2 separate regions of the Homo sapiens genome follow, and region 2 is linked to region 1. The links are chromatin loops, found by intact Hi-C in ENCODE. Cell type or tissue: Caco-2. All regions are shown on one strand. Each heading gives the region's core, and the rest is flanking DNA. Links, peaks and the distances in the headings are about the cores only. Region 1 overlaps GOLIM4 (golgi integral membrane protein 4). Region 2 has its middle 54 kb from the start of LINC02082.

Region 1 (16,760 bases), core at 5,160-13,159:
TGATTCCATGTCTCATATCCAGGTCATGCTGATGCAAGAGGTGGGTTCACATGGTCTTGGGCAGCTCCGCCCCTTTGGCTTTGCAGGGTACAGCCTCCCTCCCAGCTGCTTTCATGGGCTCGTGTTGAGTGTCTGTGGCTTTTCCAGGTGCATGGTGCAAGCTGTTAGTGGATCTGCCATTCTGGGGTCCAGAGGACAGTGGCCCCCTTCTCCCCAGTAGGGACTCTGTTTGGGAGCTCCAACTCCACATTTCTCTTCCACACTGACCTAGCAGAGGTTCTCCATGAGTGCCCTCCCCCTGAGCAAACTTCTGCCTGGGCATCCAGGCATTTCCATACATCTTCTGAAATCTAGGTGGAGGTTCCCAAACCTCAATTCTTGACTTCTGTGCACCCACAGGCTCAGCACCGTGTGGAAGCTGCCAAGGCTTGGGACTTGCACCTTCTGAAGCCATAGCCCAAGCTCTATGTTGGTGCCTTTCAGCCATGGCTGGAGCATCTGGGACACAGGGCACCAAGTCCCTAGGATGCACACAGCACAGGGACCCTGGGCCTGGCCCATGAAACCACTTTTTCCTCCTAGGCCTCTGGGCCTGTGATAGGAGGGGCTGCTGTGAAGACCTCTGACATGCCCTGGAGACATTTTCCGAATTGTCTTGGTCGTTAACATTTGGCTCCTAGTTACTTACGCAAATTTCTGCAGCCAGCTTGGATTTCTTTTCAGAAAATGGGATTTTCTTTTCTGTCACATTCATCAGGCTGCAAATTTTCTGAACTTTTATGCTCTGCTTCCCTTTTAATACTGAATGCCTTTAACAGCACCTGAGTCACCTCTTTTTTTTTTTTTTTTGAGACAGAGTCTTGCTCTGTCGCCCAGGCTGGAGTGCAGTGGCATGATCTCTGCTCACTGCAAGCTCCGCCTCCTGGGTTCACACCATTCTCCTGCCTCAGCCTCCCGAGTAGCTGGGACTACAGGTACCTGCCATCACGCCCAGCTAATGTTTTTTTTGTATTTTTAGTAGAGACGGGGTTTTACCATGTTAGCCAGGATGGTCTTGATCTCCTGACCTCATGATCCCTCCACCTCGGCCTCCCAAAGTGCTGGGATTACAGGCGTGAGCCACCGCGCCCGGCCCTGAGTCACCTCTTGAATGCTTTGCTGCTTAGAAATTTCTTCCACCAGATCCCTAAATCATCTTTCTCAAGTTCAAAGTTCCACAGATCTCTAGGTCAGAAGCAAAATGCCGTCAGTCTCTTTGCTAAAATATAACAGAAGCCACCTTTGCTCCAGTTGCCAACAAGTTTCTCATCTCCATTTGAGACCAGCTCAGACTGGATTTCAGTGTCCATATCATTATCAGCATTTTGCTTAAAGCCATTCAGCAAGTCTCTAGGGAGTTCCAAACTGTCCCACATCTTTCTGTCTTCTTCTGAGCCTCCAAGCTGTTACAGCCTCTGCTTGTTACCCAGTTCCAAAGTCATTTCTACATTTTTGGGTATCTTTTCAGCAGCACCCCACTCTACTGGTACCAATTTACTGTGTTAGTTTGTTTTCATGCTGCTGAAAAAAACATACTCCAGACTGGGCAATTTACAAAAGAAAGCAGTTTATTGGACTTACAGTTCCACATGGCTTGGGAGGCCTTACAATCATGGCGGAAGGTGAAAGTTACGTCTCACATGGCAGCAGACAAAAGAAGAGAATTTGCGCAGGGAAACTCCCCTTTTTAAAACCATCAGATCTCATGAGACTTATTCACTCTCATGAGAACAGTACAGGAAAAACCTGCCCCATGATTAAATTATCTCCCACTGGGTCCCTCCCACCACATGTGAGAATTCAAGATGAGATTTGGGTGGGGACACAGCCAAAGCATATCACAGGGATACGATAATGAGATAAAGTAATTCAGAAATTCTCGCCCTCAATCGAGGTTCTGTTCTTTTGTGATAGACAGGGAATTAATAAGTAAAAATTATTATTTTACTTATTTATAACAGTAATAAAAATTATTATTTTATAATTAATAAATTATGTTTAATTAATAAGTAAAAACAAAGCATGATGATCAGCACTAAAGAGAAAAATAATGTAGGAAAGGAGACGAAGTATTGAGGGCAGAAAGCTAGTTGCAATTTTAGACAGGATGTTCTGGGTGTGAACGCATCTTTCTAGTGAGGATCTGAAGGAAGTAAGGGAGCTAGTTGCTCAGATACCTGGAGCAAGAGCAGTGAGGCTCAAGGAAAGGCAGTAGGAGGGGCTGAGGGGAAAGTGTGCCTGGCATGTTCAAGCCTAACAGAGAGGCTGCTGGGGTCGGGCAGGATGAACGATGGGGTAAGGCCCTGTGAGGGCCTTGTGGGGTTTCACTCCCGATGTGGTGAGAAGCCACTGGGAGGTTTTGCCCCCCCAGGCCTGGGCCTTGAATGTGTGGGAAAGGGCTTATTAAAAATTAAATTCAGCCATAAATTATGAAGCAGACTCAAAAGATTGAATTTTATTGAAGGAATGAAACTGGAATTGAGTGAGAAGTAAAATCTGGGTTTCATGGTTTGGGAGTCATCTGTGAGAGGTTGTAGTTAAATTTTGAAGATGGATGCAGAACTCTGAGGAGACGTTTTTGAAGGAAACGAGAGGAGGAACCAAAGTCTGTGCCCTAGCGATGTCCTTCCCTACTTCTGGGCACTGGAGGGAGAGTCCTGTGTCAGCCTTAAAATGGTAATAGTGGTCCACCTCCTTTTTCTTTTTATTTCTTTCTTTTATGGGGGTTGTTTTCTAGGAGATCTCCAGTATTCTGTCTTAGACTTCTTGTAAGGTAAAATTATGGAAGAAGGAAGGAAAAGTAATTGAAAGAATGCATGATGTTGACTTTGTGTTGACCCATCAACTTGTTCTTTTATGGAGGAATGGGATGGGCAGGTGGCTGGCTTCCACCCCACCTCTGGTGATTTAGAATTACAACCAAAAACTGTCACATAAAGGCTCTTAATTTCTATGACATTAGCCCCAAAGAAACCCTCAAAAGTATTGAAGTCTGAGACGTATATTAATTTCAATTTATTCTCCTTTTTGTGTCATCTTTCTTAGTATTAAGCTTAAACATTCTTCAATCACAATTATCAAAAGCATACTTTGTTCATTTTAATTTTTGTTTTATATATAAGAAGATAGAGGTACTTGCAAATCTCAATGTTTTCACAAGTTGAATTGTGTGACTTTCATACCAAGCTTCTGTTGTTTGTTGTTTGTTTTTTAAAAATAAAACATTATGTTATAGTCGGGACCAAAAACAAAATTTCACAGGCTATTTCTTCTGCCAAAGAAACATTGCCCTCTCTTGGTTTAAGATGTCAAAACACTTAGCAGTGTTTTCTGCCTAATTTTGGAGTGTTGCTTTCTGATTATGAATTGGAGCAGTTTGCCTTGAAATTGCATAGATATGCATTTTGCCCATAAGTGAATGTATACAGCTGATTTCTCGTGTGACTTTCAAATGGAAGTCAGAGTTAAAATGGAAAATTGCTGTAGGAAGCTGGCACGTTTTTAAACTCCTGAGTGCTTTTGGGGGGAATAGAACCTCTTTCCATTCCTGGTTGCATGGAAAATATTAAACCCCTTTTAAGTAAGCAGGAGATGAGATGAGTATTATGGATTTTCATCTTTTTCTCCTGAGTTCTTGGATTCAAATCCTATTCCTGTTGCAGTGTTATTCTGCATTAAAGATCTTGACTGCTGAGATTGAACCATTATTTTCATACTTATTTTTCCTTAAACTTGTTTGGTGCTATGAGAATATTCAATATATAGCTTTTTGTTGCAGAGATTTTAGCAGCATTAGTTCATCTTGACTGATGCCCTTGACTTCAGAGTATAAATAGAAAAATAGAGATAGGTGACAAGGATTGATTAGCTATCCTCATTCTAAGTGAAACAGTAAACCTAGCTAGATAAATCACAGCTCAAAAGCCTGGAGAATGCATGGTAAAAGAAAGAAAGGTAGTGCGTATGTGTGTGTATGTGCTTAATAGTGAAGTTTTCTAAAAGAGGTACAAGCACAGAAATTCTATATGGTCTGTTCTACTGTCTTTCCGTTTTTATTTTCAAAAACTTAAGGGTTTAAATAACATATGGAATTATTATTTGCTTTTTCTTTTATTTAAAGAAATTTTTTAAGTAAAAGAAAACTGAGACCAATGTCATTGCCTTTTTAAGTCAGATATATGTGTGTGTATACATCTGTGTGTGTGAGAGAGAGTGTGTGTGTGAGAGAGTGTGTGTATGTGTATATATATATATATGCACATATATGCATATACACATACATATGATTACTTTGTTATTAGACTTTAACTGTAGGGTTGGAAGGGCTCAGGGGAGATCGCCTGATTTTTTTCTCTGGCACTTTTAAGCTATTTAAGCATTTTAATAGTGTTTACTCTGTGCCAGGCAGTATTCTAAGCACTTGATATATATGAACTCATTTAACTCTGACATTCAGCCAAAGAGATACATCTATTATTATCCCCACAAACCGTACAAGGAAACTGAAGTTCACAGAAGTTCAGCAGCTCACCTCATGAGAAATGAAGCTGGGATTTTAACCCAGGCATCAAGGCTGTGTCTTCAGCCCTTATATTAGCACCTGCCTCTCTCCCTCTCCTCCTCTTCTTTCTAGATTTTTCAGTTCGAAGGGCCAGTTTTCACTCTGACTTCCCTTTACCTGATGTGGTTTCTTCAGCCTATAGTTTGAGCCTTTTTCAGTTTGTTTTCCTTTATTCTTTTCTTGAGCCTGGTGAAGAACAACCCTTCTCCATGTCTCCATCCGTCACCGCTGCTCCATTCTTTCACCCTCCTCCTCCTCGGTGATATTCTCCAGCCTTCAAACCATTTCTGAATTCTTAAGTTACATTACATCAGGATTAGAAGCTGCTGTTATAACGACGGCTTGTCCAGTTCTGAGTAAGATAGTATTAATAGCACAATTACCTCATAGTTTCTACATATATATACTCTATTCCTGTTTGCCACATCTTTTTTCTCCTGTATTTGCAAAAATACATTCTTCTTGCGTTAACAGTTTGCTATTATGATGCCATGCATGTAATCATGAGTATTTCTCAGCTTTTCTAAGACCTTTGAATTTTAACAATAATTCGCAAACACGCTTGCCTTTCTGTGGACATTTTATGGGATTTATTCAGGTTATTTATGAAAGTTTATAACTGTGTCCTATGATCTCCTGGCTCTTGAGACACACTGCTGTTAATATGTCAAATATGTAAATTTCCATTTAGTGTGGAACTGTCAAAGACAGTTGTATGATTCAGTTTGATAAATGGGTACTTTGGGCCAGCTGTCAGGGTATTATCTTCCTGACTGAATCCAAGGGAAGAGAATAAAGAATGGAATACCATCCTGCACCCAGCACTCTTCACCCATATCCCCCACACTCCCTCTCTACTTGGTTTCATCTAGCAGAGCCTCCATTCTCTTACTGAAGATGAAATCATGCTGATGAGTTCTGTCCTTCCTAAGCCAAAGATAATTATGACCTGATTATCTGGTACCACACAATATTAAGTTTGCAAAAGTGAGTTTACCCTGATTGCTGCTGCATTGTATTAAGTAAACAGCAATTCCACCAGATTGTAATTTGTAAATTCAGCTTTTTTCCCCTCTATCCTTGACCTTCTACAATAATGTTTAATATTTAGTCTGAGGTGACTGGGGTGGGTGATGAACAGTCTGCCTTGTATGTTTTTCTTGACTATGCTGCTAGGTTTTATTATTATTATTATTATTATTATTATTATTATTATTATTATTATTATAGGTGTTGCTAGGTTAGAATTGTTTCCGCCTATACTGGGGACTTTGCTGCTGTAGGATCTTGGATAGTTCACCTGTTCCTTTCTTTGAAAGTTTTGCATGATTGCTGAAATTCAGTCTATAATATGTCCATTAGTGCAATCAGATTCACTTTTAACTGGCATATTTATGCCCTTATAACTTTCTACCCAGACGGTGAGAACTTTGGCCAGTGGATTGGCGGTGAAGGGAGTGTTTTTCCTTCCAGCTGGGGAGCTTACGTGTTCCTGAGCATCCTATTCTTGCCTCTGTTTTATCATGATAGTATTGTAATTTAGCTCTTTCCCTATATGTTTCCCCCACCTCAGTGAAATTCTCAAAGACTGTGAGTGCACAGTTCAGGGCCTGGCTTCGTGATGTTCTATAGGGCTAATCTTACACTTTCCTTTCTTTATTCCAAACTTAATTTAAGATGGGGCTATTAGTAGTAATCCAAGGAACCTCTTAGTTTTGAAAGGATTTTAGTAATTGTCCAAGGGGCTTACACTCCATACATGTATATGTTTGAAAAAAAATTACTTTTTAGCAGTGGACTTGGAACCAAACTTTTTGGAACACAACTATTTTTATCCCAGTTTTACACTTCTGTCCAGGTACATGGTAGAGATGCCATAGATATAGAGTTATATTGAATTCCTTTATAATAATAATGCAGGGGGAAAGGATCATCTGGTGAATGGAAAAGGAACCCTGGTAGAGGAAGGGGATGGGGCAGGGATTATTGCAATGACTGCCTACGGATGAGGGAAAAGTTGAGATTGGGGTATGCATGTCATCAGAGGACCACACCATACAAATTTGAGTGGTCACAGGCATTCTAGGAGTTAGAGACGGAGATGTTAGCAGAGGTGTGAATAGAGGTAGGGTCTATCGTGATAGTAGATGGAGTCCTGAGAATGGAAGTTTTATATGGGATGACAAGAAAAGACACAGTGTGGGGAGAAGCTATAGAACGCAGGAGATGATGGCCAACCTGAAAAGAGGACAATGGTGGTTGTTGGCCATCATAACAATGGAGAAAGGGCAAGAAGAGAGGCAGGGAATCCCTTAAGCAGCAAGGGATTGCTGCAGGGATGGGGAAAGGGAGTTTTCTGGGACCCTGATGACTTTGGCAGCAGCCAGTAGTGTTGGGGCTGTTCTGTGAATTGTATATGGTCAACCAGTGATTGATGCTTAAATTGTATGTAGTCACGGGGAGCTTGTGACTGGCCAAAGAATGGAGTAACACGTTTGGCTTAGCCTGCCAAGAATGAGATCATATTTGACCATAATGCTGAACAAACAGGATTCAAAGGGTAGATCAGAATTTTAATTTACTCTGTTCTCTCCCTCGGTGCCTATTCAAACCATTTTGTGGAGCTGAGTTTTCTGTTCCTGGATGAAATCTTAGACAAACTTGTTTGCTTCACTAACTTCTCTCAGATTAAAAGCAAAAAATAGTTCAAAACTTGTATTCATAAACACACAGTCTTGGTTCATTAATTGTTATGTCTGGTCTAGTCCAGGACAGTTAATTCAAAGGTAAGGCTTCTCCCTCCTGTCCAGCTTCTGCTTGCTGTAGGTGTGGAGCCTGCAGTGGGAAGGAGTGTTGTGGTATGCCTCTTCTCCCTTGTTGTCTGCCAGACATGTCTGCTCTTCCTCCCCTGCTCACCAGGCGACTCTGGATTCTTCAGAGTAGACTGGGTGGGGAGGGAGGATAAAGGGCAGAAAGGTCTTACAGAACCGAACATCGGTTTGCCGCTGGTTTCTTCTGGCTGTGGCTGATGGTGAACCTGACTAGTTCTTTTGTGGACCCTTTTATAAATTCTTTGGAGAGTCCCTTCCTTCTCTATTTCTGTGCTTCTCTAGTCTGTTTTCCTTGACGTGGGAGGAGGGAGGAGATACACCTCCTCTTTCATTCCAGTGGTATGCTGCTGAGGTCTCCTTATGGATCCAGGCAGCCTTAATTCAGATGCAGATCATGTTGACTTTGTAGTACTTATGGAATATTTAGGAGAAAATACCCTTCTAGAGTCAGAGAGAAGCCAGAGGTGGAAGTGTAGATGTGGGGGTAACTGCTTTGCAGATGATGGTTAAAAGTCAGGAGATTGAGCAAGGTTGCCCAGGAAGACAGGAGGAAAAAGATCTCAAAAAGACACTTGCATTTAAGAGGCCTAGAAGGAAATGGAGCTGGCAAAGAAGGTGGAAGCATCATTCAGAGTACTGGCTTTAGAAAAGGGCAGGCTGGATGGGAGCCAGCCCAGAATAATGCCTATTAGTATGTCTGTTCTTTACCTGGAAAGGGGAACTTAAAACACATATGTTTTTATTTAAATTGTGTAAAGACTCTACACTGTTTTCTTCCTGTTTTAAAAATTGATGTTAATTTTAGTTTTAAATTTCTAATTCTTTGAAGACAAAAATGTTAACTTTTTTTCCAGTTGTATATGAACACAGATCAAGATTAGAGAAATCCTTGCAAAAAGAAAGACTTGAACATAAAAAAGCAAAGGAAGGTAAGTAAATACATAATTTGTGTTCTGTGTTTTTCCAGTACTCTTCTTTGACGTATCATATACTTGGTTTACAATTTTTTTTTGGCTAAGATCGTTCTCAAATCAACCCAAAGTCAGATAGGTGGACAGAGAAAGACATGTCAAGTAATATATTATGCATTGTGCAATAATCCCTATACAAGATTGGATTTAGAATACTGTATTCAGTTTATGCCACCTTGTGATAGCTCATATATTGGTTACACTTATTATTTCAGGAATAACATATAATTTTTCATCTGCATATTAAACGGGTATATTACTTACACCTGGAACTTCTGTCCACAGATATTGAGGGGGCTGGGGTTGGGGGGGAAGTAACAGGATGCATTGTCCAGAATATGACAAATTTTATACACATACATATATATTTATACCGTAATGAATTGATCCCATTGTCCATTATATTTTAAGTTATGCACCTGTTTTTACCTTGTGAAAGTTTTTATTGACACATCAGTTGATTCAGTTTGAAAGTTTACATTTAGGACAGCCACTGGGCAATGCTGTCAATTTTTATCAGAATTTTTCCATAAAACACAGGCCTTATACAGCTGATGATTTGAAGTTATCTGCATTCTGATATTTATTTATTCATGTTTTATGATAAATCTTGAAATTTAAATTACGTGTTCTGTCTGCCTACCTTGGTAGGAAGGAAGAGGATAGCAGAGGAGGGGCAGTATTGGTTAGGATGTTTTACTGACCCTTGGATTGAGCCTGTGTGAAGAATAGAAGTTCAGCATCATTAAATGCTTTGATAAGATTTGGAGTCTCCTTGCCTTCAAATGCAGAGTGATTTTATAGAGCCATCTAGTGGATAATAAGGTTTTCAAAGCATTAAAGATGGCTTGGCTGGCTTGATTTCTGTTTTCAGGAACTGAATGATTTTAGTGTGCCATCTAGTGGATAGCAATAAATCACCTTTGTCTTCAGATGTGCTCCATTTTTTCCCTCCTAAATTTCAAGGAGAGTTAATCAGAGATATTCTAAAAGCACTTTTAATCAATTGGCTATAATTTGGATTTTGTGGATGCAAGATTTACAGCTGTAAGGTAAAGAGGAAGCTGTATGTTTTTTCCAATTCTTTCTAAAGCAATGAGAGCCAAAATAAAGTATGTAAATCACCAAGTAGATTGTTTTAAACCTAAAACACTTTTGTAAGCATGAGTGAAGTTTGCCTTTATTTCTTTAGATGTTTAAAATCTGTGTAGTGAATTATCACTGTTTTTTTCCATCTTGTATTTTCTAGATTTTCTTGTTTATAAGTTAGAAGCACAAGAAACATTAAATAAAGGAAGGGTAAGTTTTGTTTTTTTTGTTGTGGTTGTTTGTTTTCCTTAATTTGTTTTCATAAAACTTGAAAGAGAGAGAAATACAGTTGCGAACTCTTTTACTTTTTGATCCCTGGGATTATAGGACTGACACCCCCTTTTTTTTTTTTTGGCTGCCAAAAAATTCTAAGAGGAAGACTTTAAACTTACCTTTACTTATCACATTGTTGATAATAGGGATAAACTGGGAATAACCTTAATGTTCAACTATAAAAAGAAGATTATTTCATTTATTTGTTTGCAGTCTCTCTTTTTTATAGAATGTAAGATTTATTTTGGTTTGCCTTCACATGTGTAACATGCAACACAGGACCTGGCCTAGAGTTTTCATTTAAGAACATTTGTGGAATGGGTGAAGGGATGAATGATACTGGCATTTAAAAATATTTTACTTGAAGGCAGCATGCTCGTTAAGAGTCATCACCACTCCCTAATCTCAAGTACCCAGGGACACAGACACTGCGGAAGGCCGCAGGGTCCTCTGCCTAGGAAAACCAGAGACCTTTGTTCACTTGTTTATCTGCTGACCTTCCCTCCACTATTGTCCTATGACCCTGCCAAATCCCCCTCTGCGAGAAACACCCAAGAATGATCAATAAAAAAATAAAAATTAAATAAATAAATAAATAAAAATATTTTAAAGTCCAAATTAACTGGATAAAAGCTACTCTTTTCTTACTCTAAGAAAAGTATATAAGCATTAATTGAAAAACATTGATATTTTGGGGTATTAAAACTAAGAAGAAGCCAAGTGAGTTGGCTCACATCTGTAATCCCAAAACTTTGGGAGGCTGAGGCAGGAGGATTGCCTGAGGCCAGGAGTTTGAGACCAGCCCGTGCAAAATAGCAAGACTTCAAAGTACAAAATATTAGCTGGGCGTGATGGTACACATGCCTCTATTCCCAGCTACTTGAGAGCTGAGGCAGAAGATCACTTGAGCCTAGGAGTTTAAAGCTTCAATGAGCTATGATCCCACCACTCTACTCCAGCCTGGACAACAGGGCAGACCCTATCTCAAAATAAAAAAACTGAGAAGAGTCACTTCTTTGGATAGCCCAGGAGGCCATCAGCTTTCAACTCTTGCTTGCTTTTAACAGCACTAACCAAAGCTGTGTGCACTTGTAATTTCCTTACAAATTAAAGCAGTAAAGTGAGGAAGCAAAAATGCAGTTCATTTTAGAAGTTTTTAATAAAAATATGAAAAAAAATGCATGAGTGTATACTTGTGCTGGCAGGGTAAAGTGAGGGATATGGTACCTAAACATAAACAACATAGCATAGAGAGGGAAAAGAATCAGGTGTGTTTTGCATACTGACTGGTTATGGCTGCCCGGGACTATTGGGTCCATATGTGAAGATACCCCACAGGAACACAAAGATATACCCCTGGAACCTGGAGCTCAGGACACGCAGTTCAGCCAGAGACTTAGGCTCAAGTTTCAATCCTGGCTCTGCTACTTAATGAAATATTTGCTCTTGGCAGGTTCCTAATCTTTACTCAGTTTCTCACTCTGCAAAATAGAGCCTCACTGGGGTAAAATCATGTATATAGAATTTCTTACCCGCTGAAGTTCAGGGAAAGAAAGTGCCTTTTCTCTTCCCCCTTTAAGCCATGCTCAGCTTGTGAGGCCCGCTCCTCATCGGTTTATTTCTTCTTCCCTCTTACCTCAAGCACCCAGCGCATATATTAGCCCTGCGCGGTGACTCTGTGTCTCAGGACAAGTTCGTATGTCTGGGCTCCAGTTCTTCTGAATATGAAAGTGGAAGGAAATCATCTCTAAGGGCTCTTTCAAGCTACTGTTTTATGATTTCATATCCTGCTTTTTTACTCTAAAATCTAGCAAACTAAGGGGAATGTTAAAACTTCATTTCTGTGTTAAATCGATGGCTCCAGCGACATCTTGGTTCAAATGTAGAATTCATTTTACTGTACACAAGTGAAATAAATAAAGTTATATTTTAAAGTGCTTTAAGCTGTATTTAACAAGAGAGCCATATTTATCTTTGTGTTTTCTTTTTTTTTTTTGATTTACAGCAAGATTCCAATAGCAGATACAGTGCACTGAATGTCCAACATCAGATGTTGAAAGTGAGTAATCTAAAGTTGTTATTTATGAATAAAAGAAAGGATTAACTAATACTTGAACTGACTAATGGCCTTTAAAGTGATTAAAGAAAGTTTACAGAAGTTGATTTGTATTGTAATATGGCATTTTAAAATCTTATTTGGCTAAAAATTATATATAGTTGTAATGGCTTGTCGTATTTATCACTCGATTACATAGAACATTTTAATTATTACACATTTTCTTGCAAATCAGGCTCTCGGTTACCTCATTTTTAATTTTCTTCTTCTCTCTATCCATTAGGGTTTTATGTTCATTTACTTTCTCACAGTGGTTTTCCTTAGACATTTTCTTTTATCTTACACAGATTGGAGGCTGTAGAACTATTAAAATGCTTCCTTCTTGTTACTAATATTTAATAAATGTCCTTTTACTTACCACAGGAACACAAATTATTATTTAAAGATTCTGCTTCCTTGGTCCTTGAGTAAAACTCATTATTCTGTGTCAGGAAGAGGATCATTGTTTCTGTCAAGCTGGAAGAGACGGGCAGCATGCAGTTATGCCCTTCTCGCAGGATGCAGATCATGCCGGCATCTCCACCCCACCGTGCCTCCCCCTCGCTTTCTGTTTGCTATTGTCTTTCCCTCTGATATCAGTAGGGCATGCACTTTTTATTGAAACCGGAATCTTTTCTTATTATCAAGAGAGCAGTAAATGAATTAAAGCAAACCATGCTTTCACATTAAGCACTTGGAGACTGTAGTGTTTATCTAGATCATGATTACATTGTAGGATTATAATCGGAAATAAGGTAAATAAAAGTCAATTCTCTAAACAGTTGATTACTATTCCCAAAGGGAAAAGTCTCATTTACTCTCTCTCTTTTAAACTGAGTTACCAGAAAGGCTGAAATACCAAAGAAGGAAAATTAAATGCATTGCTGGGAAAACATCAGATCGAAAGAGGAAATCCATAATACCCAGGGAGGGATAATTTTGCCATTAGCTTTACCTTGTTTCCACAGTAATATGTGTCCCTGGGAATTTTCCCACATTTTTTCCCTTTCCATCTCTCATGCTAACTTCTTAAAAATTAAGGGGAAAATTATTTTTGGCTGTGATCCCAACTGTTCATTTGAAATCCAGGGGAAATGGAGGGAAGCTGCACAAATTAAAGCAACTTGAGAAAAACAAAGCCTATTTCTTCATGTGTTTGTGCTTGCTTGCTTTCATTTGTTTTTGTTTACTGTGCTGTCAAGAAATAGACTCTCATATAATTCAGAGAATGTATATTTCTACTCAAGTTTTCATCTTTGCAGAGCCAACACGAGGAGCTAAAGAAACAGCACAGTGACTTGGAAGAGGAACATCGCAAACAAGGGGAAGACTTCAGTAGAACATTTAATGACCATAAGCAAAAATACTTGCAGCTCCAGCAAGAAAAAGAACAAGAACTTTCTAAGCTAAAAGGTATTTGGAAATCTGATTAGCCAGTTTATCTCTAAATAAGTACTGATATTAATGTTTCAGTGCAACTGTAGACTGTTGTTTTGAGTGGTGATCGATTTACATTTATCATGTGGTCCTTTACCAGTCACTTTTTCTTTGTAATGTTTCACATGTATCTTCATCTATTTGGGTTGGTTTAGGGAAGCAGAATAGAATATGTCGTGTGTTCTGTTGTATCGTAGTGTATTCTCTTGTATCTCAGTGGGGCACATGGCCCTGTTGGGCAAGACGATTCTTCTCTTAACTGGGTTGCGAGACAGATAGCATCTCTGATCCTTACCTACTAAATGCTATAATGCTTCTCAGTTATTGCCACAATCAAAAATTGCTCCATATATTTCTAAAAATCTCCAAGGGAGCAGAGACTTGCTGTTGATCGCCAGTAGTAACTGAAAAAAGCTCAAGTTCTATAGTCAGACTGCCCAGGTGAATCTTGGCTTCTTCACTAGCTATGTGACCATGGGTAAGTTGTGTGACAACTGTGGGCTTCATTGTCTTATCTGTGAAATTGAGATAATCATAAAAATATCAACCTTGTAGAATTGGTGTGAGAAATAATTTACATAAAGCATGTAGAGTAGTTGCTCATAAATTTGCTACCCATCAACATCTGTGTCAGGTATTTTCATAGTAATATGAAACAAAATATGTCACTTTTCTGAGTGCATGTGAGTCCTGGAGAAAGAAACCAGTGCATTCTGCAATCAAATATTTAGGTGAACTCCAGATTAATCACAAGACACACGTCTTCCCCATTTCAACCGGGGACGGTGGCTCACGCCTGTAATCCTAGCACTTTGGGAGGCCAAGGTGGGTGGATCACTTGAGGTCAGGAGTTCGAGACCAGCCTGGCCAAAATGGCGAAACCCCATCTCTACTAAAAATACAAAAATTAGCCGGGCATCGTGGCACATGCCTGTAATCTCAGCCATTCGGGAGGCCAAGGCAAGAGACTCGCTTGAACCCGGGAGACGGAGGTTCTTACAGTGAGCCAAGATCGCACTAAAATTAAATGCATTGCTGGGGCACTGCATTGCTGGGGCATTGCACTGCACTCCAGCCTGGGTGACAGAGAGAGACTCTGTCAAAAAAAAAAAATAGGTGCTAAATAAGTTTAAAGTGAGATAATTGGTTTTAAGAGGCATATGGTGCATGCAAAAACAGTGGTCAAGCCCAAATCAAGTTTGTAGTCTAGTTCACTGTACTGACCCCAACAGTTTCCTGGTTTTGGTAATGTACTGTATTTGTATAAGATGTCATCATGATGGGAAGCTGGGTGTTGTGTCCTTAGGACCACTCTATATGTTTTTTGCAACATTTCTCTATAATATAGCATTTCAAAAAAAGTAAGTTACAACAAAAAGTCATGCAGGAGTTAAATAGTCTTGAGGCAGTACTACAAAGGGTTAAGGGTCTATACTTTCTGATTATTTTATTTTTATATATTTTTAAAATTTTAAATTATTTTTAAAAATTTGACTGAAATGCTGAAGCTTTGTTTTTAATTTGTGAAGAGACTCAAATCTGAGTACACCTACGCATTATATTTTATTCCTAAGGGTATGCTTATTGACATTAACATCTCATTTTTAATTCCTAGGTAACAAAAATTCCTTATCTTTTGTCTGTCATGCAAAAGTTGTTTAAAAGCATTTAAAGTACTGAACCAGAGTGGATTGAGATGTCCAGCTAAAACCATGCTACATCCCAATACAATATCATTTTTGTTGATTTTGAATATTATATTGTCTGAGTTCAAAATAAATTCTAAAATAAGTTATAGGTGGCTTTAGATATGAAAATAATAGAAACAGAATCCTGAAAGTTTCAAGGCTTTATGTGTGATCCTTCTTTTTCTAAAATAGAGACTGTATACAATTTGAGAGAAGAGAATAGACAACTAAGGAAAGCACACCAAGACATACATACACAGCTTCAAGATGTCAAGGTAAAAGAAAACCAAACGTTTCACTATTTAGTGTTTGCCTGCTTTATTTGGTAGAATGACTTTAAAAAGTCATTCCCTAATTGGCCTGCTTTACAAATCCACGTTGTTATTGTGGGCTTTGCATTAACTAGAGTGTACCTAATATTTTTACCACTTCAGCATTGTAAGCTAAAAGATGGTCTGAAAATCTGAATATTCTCATTAGTACTGAAATTATTCTCATGCTAGTTACATATTAATAAGCTTTTTATTTATAAAAGTTTACTAATAATGAGAAATTTGTTTCTTTGGTTTTGATTTCATTGTAAATAAATGATTATGATATTTGGGTAGCACGTTTTAGATTTTGGAATACTACATAAAGCGTAGTGTTCTCTCTACGATGATTTTTAAACTTAACACATGCTGCTACAACAACAAATAAACAAGCAAGTAACATTTGGGTAGCCATATCACGATCAGCCAAAGAAGAATTTGTCGTAGAATGTTAAAGCTCAACATGTAAAATTCTTTTTTGTGTAGCAACAGCATAAGAATTTACTCTCCGAGCATGAACAACTTGTAGTGACTTTGGAAGACCACAAGAGTGCACTAGCTGCTGCACAGGTTAGAAGGGTAGCAGCCTCTGTGGGTTCTTTTACAAGTCTGCTTAACATTTCTCAATTCCTTTATGCATGTAGTCTCTTACAAGCCAATCTTCAGTGAGTTCCTTAGGACAGAGCTATCCTAATCCTGAGGATCATGCATGCTTTCAAAATTCAATCAGTAAGATATTAAACTTTTGATTATTTTTTGCACTGGTTGTGCGGTACATAAATGATCATTTCTTTCCACTCTCGTCCCTACATGCAGTAGTCTAATACTTGTTTAAATCACAGAAATGATCTCACATATATAGTCTTTTGCAACTATCTGATCTGTGTTGACTCTTGGTGTAGTATCTGTAGGATTTTATGCTGCTAGCTACCTAAAACTATTGTCAGACTTTTTCTTCTGTGTCTGCCTTGCTCCCAGAATTCCAGCCTACACACCCTCCTTTTGGAACGAGGCTTATGTGTTGTTGGTCAAATTACAGAAAAGTAGAAGAGTCAACAGAGAAGGAAAAACAAGAGTCATAAGCTCCATTTGTTCAAACCTAGAACAGCTCCTGGCACAAGGCAGGCCCTCAGTATATATTTACTGAATGAACAGGGGAACAAATACAAGTGTTGGAGAGCTTATTAAAGCGATTTCATGCTAAGTGTTATGCAGATTTCTAGCAGAAGGAAGGAAACAGGAATGGCTAGTTTAGTTGCTGTTGTAAACTAGATCTTCACTTTTATTCTTACTGGAGGAATTATGATAAAAGAACAAAGGTAAACGATCTATGCTCATCAGGAAACCCATGTTGGTTTTCTTTTCTTTATAAAATTATTAAAAGGTATAATTTTCTGTCCCTGACCCATCTCAGAGGCTGTAGCATCTGTGTTTGTGAGATTCCTTTTCTAAACAGTCATTGATT
Region 2 (16,760 bases), core at 3,975-11,974, 800 kb before region 1:
GGTAAGACTACCCCAAGGTATATAATAATCAAATTCACAAAAGACAAGGACAAAGAGAGCATCCTAAAAGCAGCAAGATAAATAAAGCAAATAATATATAAAGAAGCTCCAATTTGTCTAGCAACAGATTTCTCAATGAAAGCCATACAGGCTAGGAGGGAGTGGGAGGATATATTCGAAATACTCAAAGAAAGAGAGAAAACACTGTCCAAGAATACTGTATCCAGCAAAGCTATCCTTCAAATAAAAAGGAGAGATAGTCTTTCAAATAAAAGTTGAAGGAATTTATCATCAGCAGACTCATCTTACAAGAAATGCTAAAGGGGGCTCTTCACTATGAAAGAAAAAATATTAATGTGCAAAAAGAAAACATTTGAAGATACAAAACCCACTGGTAAAAGTAAGTACACAACCTTGGAATACTCTAACACTGTAATTGTGGCATGCAATTCACTCATAACTCTAGTATGGAGACTAAGAGACAAATATGTCAAAACAATAATAGTTACAGCAACCTATTAAGAGATAGGTAATATAAAAATATATCAATTGATACAACAAAAGGTCAAAATAAGGGGCAATAGTATTTCCTCTGTTTTTATTATTTTCTTTGTGATCAAAGACACATTGTCATCTGTTTAAAATAAGTTGCTATAGCCATAGGATGTTTGTTGTAAGTCTTACGGTAATCACAAAGCAAAAACCTACAGTAAATACACTAAAAATAAAAAATAATGAATTAGAGTATACTACCAGAGAAAATCAGTACACCACAAAGGAAAGAAAGGAAGAGAGGAGCTACAAAATCACCAGGAAACAAATAACAAAATGACAGTAGTAAGTCATTGCTTATTCATAATAACCATAAATACAAATAGACTCAATTATCCAATGAAAAGACATAGAGTAGCTGAGTACACAAAAAAATAAGACTCAAATGTATACTGCTTACAAAAAACAAGCCTCACTCAAAAAGACACAAATACACTGAACGTGAAGGGATAGAAAAAGACATTTCATGCTAATTGAAACCAAAAAGGAGCAGGAGTAGCTATATTTATATCAGATAACATGCATCACAAGCCAAAGACTGAACAAAAAGACACAGGTCAAAAGAGTCAATTCAGTAAGAAGACATAACAATTATAATGTCTATGAACCCAACACAGCAGCACCCAAGTATATAAAATAAACATTAATAGATCTAAAGCAAGAAAAAGGCTGCACTATAACAGGAGTGGACTTTACCAAACTACTCTCAGTAATGGACGGATAATCTAGGCAGAATATCAACAAAGCAGTGTAAGAGTTAAACTACACACTAGACCAAATGGGGTTAGCTGACATATACAGAACCTTTCACCCAGTTGCTGCAGAATATACATTCTTTTCATGAGCACATGAAACAGTCTCCAGAAAAGACCATATCTCAGGACACAAAAAAAATCTAAAAAATTTCAAAAAAGTAGAATTATCTTAATTATCTTTTCTGACTGCAATGAAATAAAACTAGAAGTCAATAACAAGAGAAACCTTGGAAACTATACAAACACATGTTAATTAAACAACATACTCCAGAATGATCAATGGGCCAATGAATAAATTAAGAATAAAATTTTAAAATTTTTGAAACAAATGGAAAAAGAACTAAAACATACAAAAATCTATGGGATAAAGTAAAAGCAGTGCTAAGAGGAAAGTTTATAGCAACAAATGAAAGTAGAAAGACTTCAAATAAAGAAACTAATGACGTACCTTCAGGAACTAGAAAAGCAAGAACAAACTAAACTCACATTTAATAGTAAGAAAGAAATAAAAGATAACACCAGAAATAAATGAAATTGAGACTTAAATAAATACAAAGTAGCAGCAAAATGAAAAGCTGGTTTTTTGAAAAGATAAACAAAATGAACAAGCCTTTATTTAGTCTAAGAAAAAACAGAGAAGACCCAAATAAATAAAATCAGAAATACAAGAGGAGACATAATTGATAATACAGAAATTCAAAGAATAGAGACTGTTACAAACAAGTACATGGCAACAAATTGGAAAATCTGGGAAAAATGGATAAGTTACTGGAAATACATAAACTACCAAGATTGAACCATGAAGAAATAGAAAATCTGAACAAACCAATAGTAAATAATGAGATCAAAGTCACAATAAAAGTCTCCTATCAAAGAAAAGTTCAGGACCTGATAGTTTCACTGCTGAATTATTCCAGACATTTAAAGACCTGATACCAATTCTACTAAAATTCTTCGGCCAGGTGCCATGGCTCACGCCTGTAATTCCAGCCCTTTGGGAGGCCAAGGCGGGTGGATCACCTGAAGTCAGGAGTTTGAGACCAGCCTGGTCAACATAGTGAAACCCTGTCTCTACTAAAAATACAAAAATTAGCTGGATGTGGCAGTGTGCACCTGTAATCCCAGCTACTCAGGAGGCTGAGGCAGGAGAATTGCTTGAACCCAGAAGACAGAGGTTGCAGTGAGCTGAGATCACACCACTGCACTCCAGCCTGGGCAACAGAGCAAGACTCTGTCTCAAAACAAACAAACAAACAAACAAACAACTCTTCAAAAAAAGTGAAGAAAGGGGAAACTCCTTCTACAAGACCAGCATTACCCTGATGGTACCAAAACCAGACAAGGATACAACAAAAAAAAGAAAACTACAGGCCAATATATCTGATTAACATAAATGCAAAAATCCTCAAAAAACATAAGCAAACCGAATTCAACAACACATTTAAAAGATTATTCACCATCTTCATCAAATGGAATTCATTCCAGAGATGCAAGGATGGTTTAACATATGCAAATCATAAATGTTAAACATAACATTAATAGAACCTAAAACAAAAACCATATGATCATTCAATGAATCCTGAGAAAACATTCCATAAAATTCAACATTCCTTGGTGATAAAAATACTTAACAAACAGGGGATAGAAGAAATATATCTCAAAACAATAAAGGCCACACATGACATACTCAAAGTAACATCATACTAAATAAGGAGAAATTGAAATCCTTTTCTCTAAAATCTGAAACAAGACAAGGATGCCCACTTTCACCATTTTTGTTTAACATAATACTGGAAATTCTAGCCAGAGTAATCAGTCAAGAGAAAAAAATAAAAGGCATTCAGATTGGAAAGGAAGAAATCAGATTATCCTGGTTTGCAGACAATGTGATTTCATATTTAGAAAAACCTAAAGACTCCACCAAAAAACTCTTAGAACTGATAAATAAATTCAGTAAATTTGCAGGATACAAAAACAGTACACAAAAATCATTAGTATTATATACAACATCAGTGGACAATATGAAAAAGAAATTAAGAAATGTACAATGACTATAAAAATTATAAAATACATAGAAATAAATTTAACTAAAGAAGTAAAAGATGAGCCGGGCGTGGTGGCTCATGCCTGTAATCCCAGCACTTTGGGAGGCAGAGGCAGGCGGATCACAAGGTCAGGAGATCGAGACCATCCTGGCTAACATGGTGAAACCCTGTCTCTACTAAAAATACAAAAAATTAGCCGGGTGTGGTGACGTGTGCCTGTAGTCTCAGCTACTCAGGAGGCTGAGGCAGGAGAATGGCCTGAACCCGGGAGGTGGAGCTTGCAGTGAGCCGAGATGGTGCCACAGCACTCCAGCCTGGGCAACAGAGCGAGACTCCGTCTCAAAAAAGGTGGGCAGATCACAAGGTCAGGAGATCGAGACCATTCTGGCTAACACGGTGAAACCCTGCCTCTACTAAAAATTCAAAAAATTAGCCGGTCATAGGGGTGGGCGCCTGTAACCCCAGCTACTCAGGAGGCTGAGGCAGGAGAATGGCATGAACCCGGGAGGCGGAGCTTGCAGTGAGCTGAGATTGTGCCACTGCACTCCAGCCTGGGCGACAGAGCAAGAACTCTGTCTCAAAAAAAAAGAAAGAAAGAAAGAAAGAAGTAAAAGATCTCTCCAAGGAAAACAATAAAACATTGATGAAAAACAACTGAAGAGGACACAACAAATGGAAAGACATTCTGTGCTCATAGATCGAAAAATTTAATGTTGTTTAAATGTCAATACTATCCAAAGCAATCTATAGATTCTATGTAATTCCTACCAAAATATCAATGACATTCTCAAAGAAATAGGAAAACAATCCTAAAATTTCTATGGATGCACAAAATACCTCGAATTGCTACAGCAATCCTGAGCAAAAGGAACAAAGGAGGAGGCATCACACTACGTGACTTCAAAATATACTACAAAGATATAGTAATCAAAATAGCATGGTAGTGGCATAAAAAGAGACATATAGACCAATGGAACAGAATAGAAACTCCAGATATAAATCCATGCATTTACAGTCAACTCATTTTTGCCAAACACACAAAGAAAACACTTTGAGGAAAAGACAGGCTCTTCAATGGATAGTGGTAGGAAAACTAGATAATCATGTGCAGAAGAATGGAACTATACCTCTATCTTTCACAATATACAAAAATCGACTTAAAGTGGATTAAAGGACTTAAATGTAATAAGACATGACACTATGAAACTATTACAAGAAAACACTGAAGAGGAGCTACAGGACATTGGGCTAAGCAAGGTTTTTGGGGGCAGGACCTCCACAGTGTAGACAACAAAAGCAAAAATAGACAAAGGAGATTGTATCAAGCAAAAAGCTTCTGTATAGCAAAGGAATCAACCAACAAATGGAAGAGACAATGCACAGCATGGGAGAAAATGTTTGTGAACTATCCTTTTGACAAGGGATAAACAACCAGAATATATATGAATCTCAAAAAAGCAAACAACCCCCCCCCCCCAGGAAATAAATAATCCAATTAAAAATGGACAAAAGATCTGAATAGTAATTTCTCAAAAGAAGACATAAAAATGGCCCATCGGTATATAAAAATTACACAACATTAATAATCAGGGAAATGCAAAGGGAAACCACAATGAGGTATCATCTCACCTCAGTTAAATTGGTTTTATCTGAAAGACAAGGAATAGCAGATGTTGGCAAGATTGTGGAGAAAGGAGAACCCTTGTACACTGTTGCTAGGAAGGTAGGTTAATATAGCTATCCTGGAAAATGACATGGGAGTTCTTAAAAATACAAAATATAGAACTACCATAGGATCCAGCAATCCCAATACTGGGTATATATCCAAAAGAAAGGAGATCAATATATTAGAGAGATAGCTACAGTTCCATGTTTATTGCAGCGCTATTCACAATAGCCAAAATATGGAATCAACCTATGAGGCCATCGATGGATACAGAACATGTGGTGTATTTACACAATGGAATATTATTCAGCCATAAAACAGAATGAAATCCTGTCATTTGCAGCAATATAAGTGGATGGAACTGGAAGTCATAATGTTAAGTGAAATAAGCCAGGCACAGAAAGACAAGTATCACATGTTCTCTCTCATATGTTGGAGGTAATAAAGGTGATCTTATGAAGATAAAGAGTAGATTGGTGGTTACCAGAGGCCATGAAGGGCCAGGGTTGGAGGAGAGGAAATAAAGTGAGGTTGATTTATATGAACAAAAATATGGTTAGATTATGGAAACAAGACCTGGTGTTTGATAAATCAGTAAGGTGACTAAACAATGATCTGCTGCATATTTCAAAATAGCTAGAGGATAATAATTATTTCCAGTATAAAGGAAAGACAAATGTTTAAGGAGACAGATATCCCACTTACCCTGATCTGATCAATATATATGACTGTATCAAGATATTACATATAACCTCAAAATATGTACTTCTTATGTATCAAATATTTAAGAAAATTTGAAAATTCTAAATTGAAAAAAGTTAAATAAAAAATTCTAGAAGTAAACAATTCATAAGTTTTTAATTGCATGCCATTCTTAGTGTGATGAAATCTGACACCCTCCCTTATCTTTCTGCTCTCTCCCACCTGGAACTTGAATCATCCCTTTGTTCAGAGTACTCACCCCATAGACTCTACCTGCTTGCTAGTCACTTAGTAGCCTCCTCAGTTTTCAGACTGACTGTGGCAGTATCACAATGCTTGTGTTCAAGTAACCCTTGTTTTAATTCATAATGACCCCAATGCACAAGAGTAGTTATGCTGGCATATTATTATAATTGTTCTATTTTATTTTTGTTGTTGTTAATATCTTACCATGCCTGTTTATAAATTAAACTTTATCATATGTATGTATGGATAGAACAAACATAATATATATAGGGTTTGGTACTATCTGTGGTTTCAGGCATCCACTGGGTATATTGAAACATATACATTAAGGGTAAGTGGGGACTACTGAATATGCATTTTTTTATGGGATACTCTTGAAACTCTAAAATCCATGAGGAAGGAAAGTAAAGGATCCCCATGTTCAGAATCCTAACCACAATGATATTCTATAGGTCAAGATAGTTGGGGCAGGAGGTCTTCATTAAATCTGGAAACAGTCTGAAAAACTAGCTTCTGTTGTGCCAAGGGATGGGGATGTATCCAGACATTGGCCCCGAGTGACCAGAATGATCTTCAGCTTGGTGTGTACATTGTAATTTAACCCAGAATTAGTTCTATCAATCTTAAATATATGATCAGCAGCACAGCCACTGAAATTTTACTAGATTTGGAAAGAAACCACAGAGAAAAACCAAGGTTCTATCTAAAGTTGTTCTTGAAGTCTTTCAGAAAACCTCCAACTTGCAATGATATAAGACGCACTTTCTGAATCTTGGACACAGTGAGGACAGTGAGGGTTAAGCTGCAGAGACCATGCCTTATGTAGAAAATTCTCTCAGTAACACCTGATCAATACTTATTCTTCTATTAGTTCAGCTGCTATTTATTAAGCACTCTTTCCATAGCCAGGGATAAAAACAATTAAAATCTGATTTTTGTTCCAATTGAGTGCCTAATTTTGTTCCTAATCTTGATATTTTTAAGTATTTTATATGTCCCTAAGAATAACCTACACTACAAGTAAGTCGTATATTCTCAATATTTTTATTCTGTATGTGCTGTGAAATTTGTAAGATCTTGAAAGATTTTTAAATGCTTTGAAAACATGTTTCATATTAGTAAAAATATCATACATTCTCTTCTATAAAGCATGGCACTTTAGAGATGTGCTTTTTGAATTCAGGCACCTTTCAGATTTTTTGCTTTTACTCAGTTTGAAGCTACTTCGTTACCAAATAAAATATTTCCCCCATGTTTTGAGATGCTAGGTTTCCATGCTGTGTATATAGTCAGTGCAATCACTACCAAAATACCAATGACATTCTTCAAAGAAACAGGAAAACAATCCTAAAATTTCTATGGAAGCACAAACAAGAAGGAGGAGAGTAGGAGGAGGAAGAGGAAGAGAAAGGATATGTATTTACACATACAAAGATGAAAAAGCATGGACACAAATCACTTCAATATCAGACATACATATGTTCATAAATGTATGCTGAGGTTGATAACCACAATTTTCCTTAACTGTTTACCCCAGAAACAAGATTCTGGAGGTCAGTAGATGGAATCAAACTGGCAGATATGTTTTCATTTATTTATTTATACATGCACGTAAACTTGAATTCATACTTTAAAATTTTGACATTTTACATAAAATTTATTCTTTCTGACTTTTCATATTATAAATATCAGAAGTCCTAGTAGCATGAGGCCAACCTTTGTGCATGACTACAGAAAACTGAGTTGGGAAGCAGTTTAGTGTCTGGCTGTAATGACAGGGCATGGAGTCTCCAATTCATACCATCCCACCATTCTTTAACATTCTTAAAGCCTGGGAGGCTTTCCAATTTGTAGCTTATATTTAGCGTATATATAAAAACTATATTTTTAGCTTATATTTAGCTTATATATAAAAACTATATTTTTAATGTCCGAAAAGTAGTCTTATATATAACATCCATTCATAATTGACTGTGTTCCAATAATCCCAAAAGGTTGAAAGATTTATTCCGAATTGGCTGTAGCAACTCTTTCAGGTGCAGTTAAATAGGGAAGAAAGAATGCTGATAGGGCAGTTGATGGGAACAGGAACCCCCCCAGATGACCTGCTTCTTCCTTCCCAGGGAGGGCTTCAGGGTGCTGGTCAACGAAACTGATAGGAAGCCCTGGGACCTTTGTCTTTCACTTCTCTGTGGATTTTTTTTTTTTAGGGGCCCGAAGCAGGTGGCTAAATTTAACACTATCTAGGGAAATGTGTGTTAATCTATCCTAAGAGAGATGTGATTGTCTTTAACAATCGTTCTCAAATTTTAACAAGCATCAGAATCACCTGGGAGGGCTTTTTAAAACAGATTACTGGGCCCCATTTCCAGAATTTCTTATTCAGTGCATGGGGTGGAGCTGAATAACTGGCATTTCTAATACGTTTCTCAAGAATGTTCATGCTGCCAGTCTAGGAACCGAGTTTGAGAAACACTTGCCTATTGACATCTGTAAGGAATTTTTTAGATTCTTCTGGACACTGTAAATGCTATATTTATTCAGAAAAGGTCAATGAAGGTAGCACCTGCTAGCAAAGCTCTTGATGGTATTCACTTGGCAGAAGCTGAATTCATGAAGAACTACAAATAATTATTAGCCTATACTACCACCTCTTACATTTCTGCCCCAGTCATACCTCCCATGAGAATCCATACACTATGTATAATATTGTAACAGAACAAACGACCAAGAAAAATAGAGAAAATACTTGAATCATCATTTTCTTTTTCGTAAGAGGCCATATCTTTGATTTTTTTAATTGGAAAGGATCTTTGAAACCACATGGTGGCAGTGTAATCACATGAGTGACAGTCTCATGGCGCCAGAGTTGAGTTTCTGAACCCACTATATATTAAGAGATAATTCTGAAAGCTAAGCATCTGCGATTTCGGCGTAAAAATTATTGGCCTGTAAAGTATAAATGACAAGTTGTAGTCATATGCCTCTACAAAAGGCTCAAAGCTTTCAATATTTTTACAATGCCTCGGACAGAATACATTTTTTCCCTTTGCTGTTTCATAGTCACAAGAACAAGCAACAGATCATTTCATGCATGAGCTATGTAACAAATTCAATCCAAAATAACTCATGCTTCAGTTTATTAAATTACTGTGATAGCAGATTCACTTCTACACTTTAATCATTTTTGATAAGTAAATTTATTTTTTTCTTTAGTATTGCTTAATTTTAGGTATTTGCATGCTCCATGTTTCTCACAACCAAGTAAAATTGAACTTCCTCAGATTTGATTACTAAAGTATCTACTTAGGTCCTTCCTTTCTAAAGTGAGGTTTTTAACGACAGCAATGAATCTTTGGCTGATTTTATTTTGGCTGGTTGACTATTAGTCTGTGCTGTAATCCAGATAGTTCCAATGTAATACAACATACACAGAATTCTTAGATGAACAGAGTGCGGTTCAAGTGCAGGGCATATTTAGCTCTTCCACTCCTTGTCATATAACAAAACATTCCACACCATTTGCAGAAATGGCAGTTTCCTGTAGGTAGGAGGGCTGGTTTAATATTAAACATTGAAAATTCTCCCTTATTTGCATTTTGATATAGTGCTTTTGGTCACCCAAGGAATAGAAACCATCAAATAAGATCTTTGCAAGTGCCAATAGCTATGGATGTCAACAGAAGAGAACAATTAATCCAGAAGCCTCCCTTGCAATAAAAGATTTCTCAGGTCCAGTTTGCTGACAAAATCTACCTTTTCCAAAGGTGATGGTTCTTCAAGACACCAGTACACAGACTTCAAAAGAAGAAGAAGAGGAAGAAAGAAGAAGAAGAAGGAGAAGGAGGAGGAGGAGGAAGAGGAGAAGGAGGAGAAGGAGAGTAGAAAGAAGAACAGAAGGAGGAGAAGGAGGAGGAAGAGCAGGAGGAGGAGAAGGAGGAGAAGGAGAGTAGAAAGAAGAACAGAAGGAGGAGAAGGAGGAGGAAGAGGAGGAGGAGGAAGAGGAGAAGGAGGAGGAGAAGGAGGAAGAGGAGGAGGAGGAGAAGGAGGAATAGGAGGAGGAGGAGAATGAGAAGAAGAGTAGGAAGGGAAAGAGGAGGAGGAGGAAGAGAAAAAGGAAGAGGAGAAGGTGGAGGAGAAAGAGGAGGAGGAGAAGAAGGACAGTAGGAAAAGGAAGAGAAAGAAGAGGAGGAGGAGGAAGAGAAGAAAGAGGAGAAGGAAGAGAAGGAGAAGAGTATATAGAGACAAGGAAAGAGGAGGAGGAAGAGGATAAGGAGGAGGAGAAGGAGAGTAGGAAGAGGGAGAGAAGAAGGAGGAGGAGGAGAAGGAAGAGGAGGAGAAGGAGAGTAGGAAGAGGAAGAGAAAGAGAAGGAGGAGGAGAAGGAGAAAGAGGAGAGTAGGAAGAAGAGGAGGAGGAGAAGAAGGAGGAGGAGAAAGAGGAGAAGGAGGAGGAGAAGGAGAGTAGGAAGAGGAAGAGAAGGAGGAGGAGAAGGAAGAGAGTAGGAAGAGGAAGAGAAGAAGGAGAAGGAAAGTAGGAAGAGGAAGAGAAGGAGAAGGAAAGTAGGAAGAGGAAGAGAAGGAGGAGGAGTGTAGCAAGAGGAAGAGAAGGAAGATGAGGAGGAGGAGTGTAGCAAGAGGAAGAGAAGGAAGATGAGGAGGAGGAGGAGAAGGAGCAGAAGGAGAAGGAGAGTAGGAAGAAGAATAGAAGTAGGTGGTGGAGGAAGAGGAGAAGAAGGAGGAGGAGAAGGAAGAGGAGAATGAGGAGGAGGAGGAAAAGGACGAGGAGAAGGAGGAGGAGGAGAGTAGGAAAAGGATGAGAAGGAGAAGAAGAGGGAATAGGAGAATGAGGAGGAGGAGGAAAAGGACGAGGAGATGGAGGAGGAGAATAGGAAGAGGACGAGAAGGAGGAGGAGTAGGAGGAGGATGGGAAGGAGGAGGAGAAGGAAGAGGAGAATGAGGAGGAGGAGGAAAAGGATGACGAGAAGGAGGAGGAGAGTAGGAAGAGGACGAGAAGGAGGAGGAGTAGGAGGAGAAGGAGGAGGAGAGTAGGAAGAGGAAGAGAAGGAGGAGAAGAAGGAGGAGGAGAAGGAGAGTAGGAAGATGAAGAGAAGGAGGAGGAGGAGAAGGAGAGTAGGAAGAGGAAGAGAAGGAGGAGGAGGAAGAGGAGAAGGAGGAGGAGAAGGAGATGGAAATGGAGAAGGAGGAGGAGAAGAAGGAGACTAGGAAGAGGAAGAGAAGGAGGAGAAGAGGAGGAAGAGGAAGAAGTGGAAGAAGGAGCGACACAAAATGTCCCTATACAACTTTCCGAATATATGCAGACTTCTCACACCACCACAAGCATTCAATTCTGATTCTGGCTGCTGAACTTACATTCTAGATCAAAGGTTTCCTAAGGGTATTTTGAATGAGACACAATACTCTCTGGGAGTATACCATCACAGAAATTTCCCCAAATGCAGGGATCTGAGGGGGAAGGCACATTAACCTAGAAAAAGATAAGATGTAAGATCTAAAATCATCCTTCTAAATGCAGACTAGAAAAGTCATTAAAACGTTTTTTTGAAGATGCAGCTATTGCTCTAATATGGATTCCATGTGCTGCACTTTATTGCCACGTGTGCTAGGTGGAATGGGAGCTCAGAGAGCCTGTCAGAGCAGTAGTGCTTCACAGTACAGCAACAGCATCTACAGTTTCATAGGTTACAACTCCCCAGGTCCTCATTGCAATTGATGGGCTGCACACAGTGTTCAGAATTTCTTATTTGTCCCACATCATTCACGTTTTTCACCTGCTCTCCTAGTTATTCCGTACTCAGTCTGCTTGTTGCATATAGGTGCTCAAATTTCATTCTCTTCCAAAACTCAAAATTAAATATTTTAAAGGATGGATATTAAAATACGGAAATATTACACTCTGCAAAAAATTAATGTCATGCCTACATTCAGCCATATACAGATTCAAGCCTATATGAGATAGATATTATTATTCTCATTTTGGATATAAAGAAATTGAGTCTTAAGAAAGGTCAAGTAACTTTTCCAAGATGACACAGTCACTAAGTGGCAGGGCTGGGATTCCTATGTAGATAGGTCTAATAACTTTAAATCTCACATTCTTAATCACTAACAGGGTTTGAAGCACTTCTCAGTTGCTACACTTCCCACCTTCCAAACAGTTATTCTTTTTCTTCTACATACTGTATCCATATGAAAAAGTTATTTCAATATTCAAGCAACTTTTCCTAAAGAGAAACAAATAATCTATATTTTTTGTCCCAGTATATATAACACACAGTCTACAAAAAGTAGGTTCTTTCTCCATGTAAATGCTACTTATTTTTAATACTGACACGTATGTTAACATTTAAAGAACATTCCATGTAATATTTATTTGCTTAATATATTAGCAATATGATGTTAGACAGTTACAACTTTATCAAAGTGTAATTACTGGGATTACTATACGAGCTATAATTCTTTTTGACAATTCAATCAGGCTTCAAAATTTCAAAAGAAGTTTAACTTGCCTCATTGATTGATTTATTCATTATTTATACCTTGTCTACTTCAAAAAAAGATTTAAAATAACTCTCACACACACAAAAGAGACCCATAAAATAGAATCGTTAAAGCAAGGATGAAAGAACAATTGTCATGCAATAAAAGGGACAAGAGAGTTATGCCAGAAACCTTAGGTTAAAGAAAATTACTGTGATCAGGCATGCTTTAGCTGTGAGTTCCTAGATATCAAAACAAAAACAAATGAACAAATTAAAATATAGTTCCTTAAAATAAAAATACTATTTTTTTTAGAAAAGACACATATCTTTGTACAGTTAAATGTAAAATGTTTTGACTTGTATGTGGTAAGAGGTAGAAGTCAAGATTAATATTTTTTCTTTATGAATATTCAATGAACCCAGCACCATTTATAGAATATATCCACTTAATGTACTCACTGTACTGTAGGGTTTTCCCTGTCGTAAACCAATTGATCTATATAAGTAGGTCATTTTCTGGACTTTTTATTACGTTTCAGTGTTCTCTTTATTCACATTTGAACCAATAATATATTATGTTAATTACTATAGCGTTATCTAGCATTGAAAGTTGTCAGCTCTGTTCTTACTCTTCAAGATTTCTTGGCTCTTCTTGGATCTTTTCTTTTTCATACTTTTTAGCATAAGTTTATTGATTCAAAATGCTGTAGAAATCTTAATTATGATTGAGTTAGAACTATACATCATTCCCAATCCATGGCCATGGTATATGCCTCTATTTTTTTAGGTCTTCTGTAATTTCTCTCAATAATATTTTGAGGTTTTAATTAGAGGCATTATACATCTTGCATCTAATTTGGTTTTTGATATTTTATAGGTCTCTAATATGATTATAAATGTCTTTTAAAAATTCATTTTTGTTTCTGATGTACAGAAATACAATTAGTCTATTTATTGACATAGTACCTAGTGACCTTGCTAAAGTTACTTATTAGTTCTAATAGTATATACCTTCTTTTAGATTTCCTAGACAAATAATCATGTCATCTAGGAATAATAGCAGTTTAATATGTTTATTTCCAGTAAGTCTTTTTCTTAACTTATTAGGCTAGACTGGACCTCCAGTGAAATATTGAAAGTTGGTGAAAGCAGCATCCTTGTCTTGTTTTCCTGACCTCAGAGGATGCTTTCAGCATTTTGCCACCAAGTATAATCTTTGCTATATGTATGTTTATAGATTGTCTTTAAAAATCAGATTTAAGAAGTTCTCTTTATTTCTTCATTTGCAAAATAAAGTGTGTATAAGTGTGGGTGTGTTTCATTGTAATGAATGTTGAATTTTGTCACACACCTGTTTTCATGCAAATATACTCACAACAGACAAAGCAAGGCAAAAGGAATCCTGAAGACATAAGATATGTAGGCAGAATAATTTATAAACGGTATTATTCTGAAACTGCCCAAGAGGCATCAGTAAGTCTTTAAAGGTCCCTTATGATCACTGTTATAAGCACTGCTGGAAATAACATACAGCAGTAATAAACCATGGGTAGCTACAGAGGCAGGCATACCATTTACTTTACCAAACGGGGTTTATTTTTCCTCTGCAGTATCCTCTTAATAATATGAGCCCCAAAGTGAAGTCTGTGTCTAGATTTATGAAGTAAGTAAAAATAGGGAGGGCCCAGCTCTTCATGCACACCAGAAGCTCTGTAATCATGCAACAGCTTGCTAGGCAGAGGATGTGGCTACACCTCTGTTTTCCACACATTAGCTAGGCCTGTTGGTGCTCATTAAATTCTTAATGAAGATGACAACACCACAACTGATGGAGGATTATAAATGCAGCTACCCCAGATGTAAAATTATCAGCCAGATTTTGAGCCCTCTATTGCTGAGCCTATGGAATTTTTATCAGAACCACCACATAAAAAGATGCATACATATGCCTGTTAACATCCTCACCTAGATTTCCCTTCCACTGTATAACTAGTTGGCTCCAGTAAGGCAGGTAACATCTCCTGCTCTGGGTAGTGACCTTTGGAATAATCAGCAACTTCAGTAAACAACCATAAGGTGGTACCTCAGAGTGCTAAAGAATAACAGGGATGCTGGCATGCTGGCAGAAGTGAAGTAGGAAATGTGCATGCACACACATATGTGCATATATATATACATATACATATGTGTATACATTTAAATCCATATATACATGCATATACATACATTTATAAACACACACATGAAAGAAAACAAGAAGAAACACTTTGAGAACATGCTGTTTAAGAAATCAAGACTCCACTGCATAGGTAAAATATATCTATATTAAGCCAAATGTTGCAGAAATGTATTAACCAATACAGAACATCAATACAGAACATCATTATGAAGCTGTCTAGTTATTTTTCTTTCTTTCTTTTATTTTTTTTCCTGAGATGGAGTTTCACTCTTGTCGCACAGTCTAGAGTGCAATGGCACAATCTCGGCTTACTGCAACCTCCGCCTCCCGGGTTCAAGCAATTCTCCTGCCTCAGCCTCCCAAGTAGCTGGGATTACAGGTGCCCACCACCACGCCCAGCTAATTTTTGTATTTTTAGTAGAGATGGGGTTTCACCACATTGGCCAGGCTGGTCTGAAACTCCTGACCTCTGGTGATCCACCCATCTTGGCCTCCCCAAATGCTGGGATTACAGGAGTGAGCCACTGCGCCTGGCCTGTCTAGTTATTTTTCTTAAATGCTGTTGTAATAGATAACTTCACAGAGGGTTAGAGCTTATTCAAAACTTCAAAACCTCACATCTCGCTTTTGAGCTGTGGTGCTTACCATGAGTGAGCTGGTGTGATCTAGTATAGGAGGGAACCTCAGTATTGCCCCTCCTAATCCGGAAAAGCAATTGGGGTTGATTGTAAAACTGACCCCAATTCTGTACCCAGACATGTATCTTTTCTCTTTATAACGTGACTTTCAACTCCTGCCTTGAAGTGGCGGACTTTATTTCCTCACCTCTTGAATCTGGGCTAGGAGTGTGACTTGCTTTGGCCAAAAGACTGCAGCAAGAAGTGATGATGTGCCAGTTCTGAGACTAGGCCTTAAGACTAGCCAGCCACATCTTGGACCAGCCAGGCCCAGCTGACCTGCCAGCTGACCACAGACATATGAGAGTCCAGAGTCTGGCCTAGACCAGCACAGCTGCCCAGTTTATTCAAGGATTCATGAAAAATAATAGTTTGTGTTTTATGTCATTAAATTTGCGGACAATGTGTGATACACAGCAATAGCTCCACAATTTTGCTCAACATTATAGTGAATAAGTTACCTACCTAAGAAAAGGATATTTTGGGGTGTTAGATTATAGCCACCATTAACACTTTTGCTATCTCATGTGAGGTACAGTCCTTAGTACTCCATACAATTACTGTAACTAATGGCTTTAGGAATCCATATTTCTGGTATAACACTTTACTTAAATGGGAGGTCTAGTTCTAACCATGGAGACACTAGTTTCTTGCCATTGACCCTTTGCATTAAAAATGGTAGCTCAAAGGAGCAGCAAGCAGCCATTACAGAAGGCAGTGGGAAGATTAAAAGTGATCCGGACATGGGATTTGGATGAAAAATGGGTTGCATCATGAATAGGCAAATTCTCTAGTAACCTTTTCATCCTCAATCAGCATTTTGGACTAAAATCAACCTCAAAAGCTCAAAGTAAAATGCATTCAGAAAAATGACTAGGACCTTTAAATTCTGCAGATTTACTGCTAGCCCAGGGGTAGCTTCCACATGAAACGCTCTCCATATTTCCATGAAGACAAAGGCAATAGTGGGGAAGGAGCCAGGGAGGTGCAATCACAGCTATTACTACTTTTAACCACTGTCACATGTGTTTCTACAGCCCAGTCCCCAAATACCAGCATCACTAGTTGCAAAGAAACATAAAATTTAAATGAGAATGAATTTCACACTTGAGGCAACAGGCAGCTTTACATTTGGATATGACATTCAGAGCTATGTAAAAATACTACTTTGCATACAGATTATTGAATGCTTTGCCTTGGAAACCAATTCAAGTTCTGTATGCCAGGACCAAGGGAAAACAGGCAATGCTGACTGGCAGACTCTTTAATTCAAATTCCAGAATTCCAAGAAGAAATGATAATTTCCCCCTAAAGCATGTATTACAAAGAAAGGAAACCAGTAAACCTTTGGGGATAGATTTTCAAGCAGGTACAATGAGAAAAATACCCTTTGAAAGACAGAGAAATTATCATTTCTCCAAAATTGGTAGTAAAAATA

The links. Hi-C counts contacts between places; a loop is a spot of excess contacts. Peaks named below come from ENCODE experiments on the same cell type or tissue, not always from the same donor. Only the 100,000 strongest peaks of a DNase experiment are listed, where the experiment ranks them.
Region 2: it touches region 1 in a loop (4-fold over the local background); 26 of 110 quality-filtered maps call a loop at or near these places.

Annotation. Positions count from the first base shown.
Region 1 is chr3:168,039,891-168,056,650 of GRCh38, reverse strand. It overlaps GOLIM4 (golgi integral membrane protein 4), which reads left to right. Exons shown (of 16, transcript NM_014498.5): 2 at 8,286-8,360; 3 at 9,652-9,701; 4 at 11,770-11,823; 5 at 13,122-13,272; 6 at 15,177-15,259; 7 at 15,782-15,865. Among named protein-coding and RNA genes, the nearest start is that of GOLIM4, 48 kb to the left of the region's middle. In Caco-2, for the core only: a CTCF peak has its summit at 9,268 (motif pointing left); no DNase peak of the experiment used is centred there.
Region 2 is chr3:168,839,517-168,856,276 of GRCh38, reverse strand. No RefSeq gene overlaps it. Among named protein-coding and RNA genes, the nearest start is that of LINC02082, 54 kb to the left of the region's middle. In Caco-2, for the core only: a CTCF peak has its summit at 8,794 (motif pointing right); no DNase peak of the experiment used is centred there.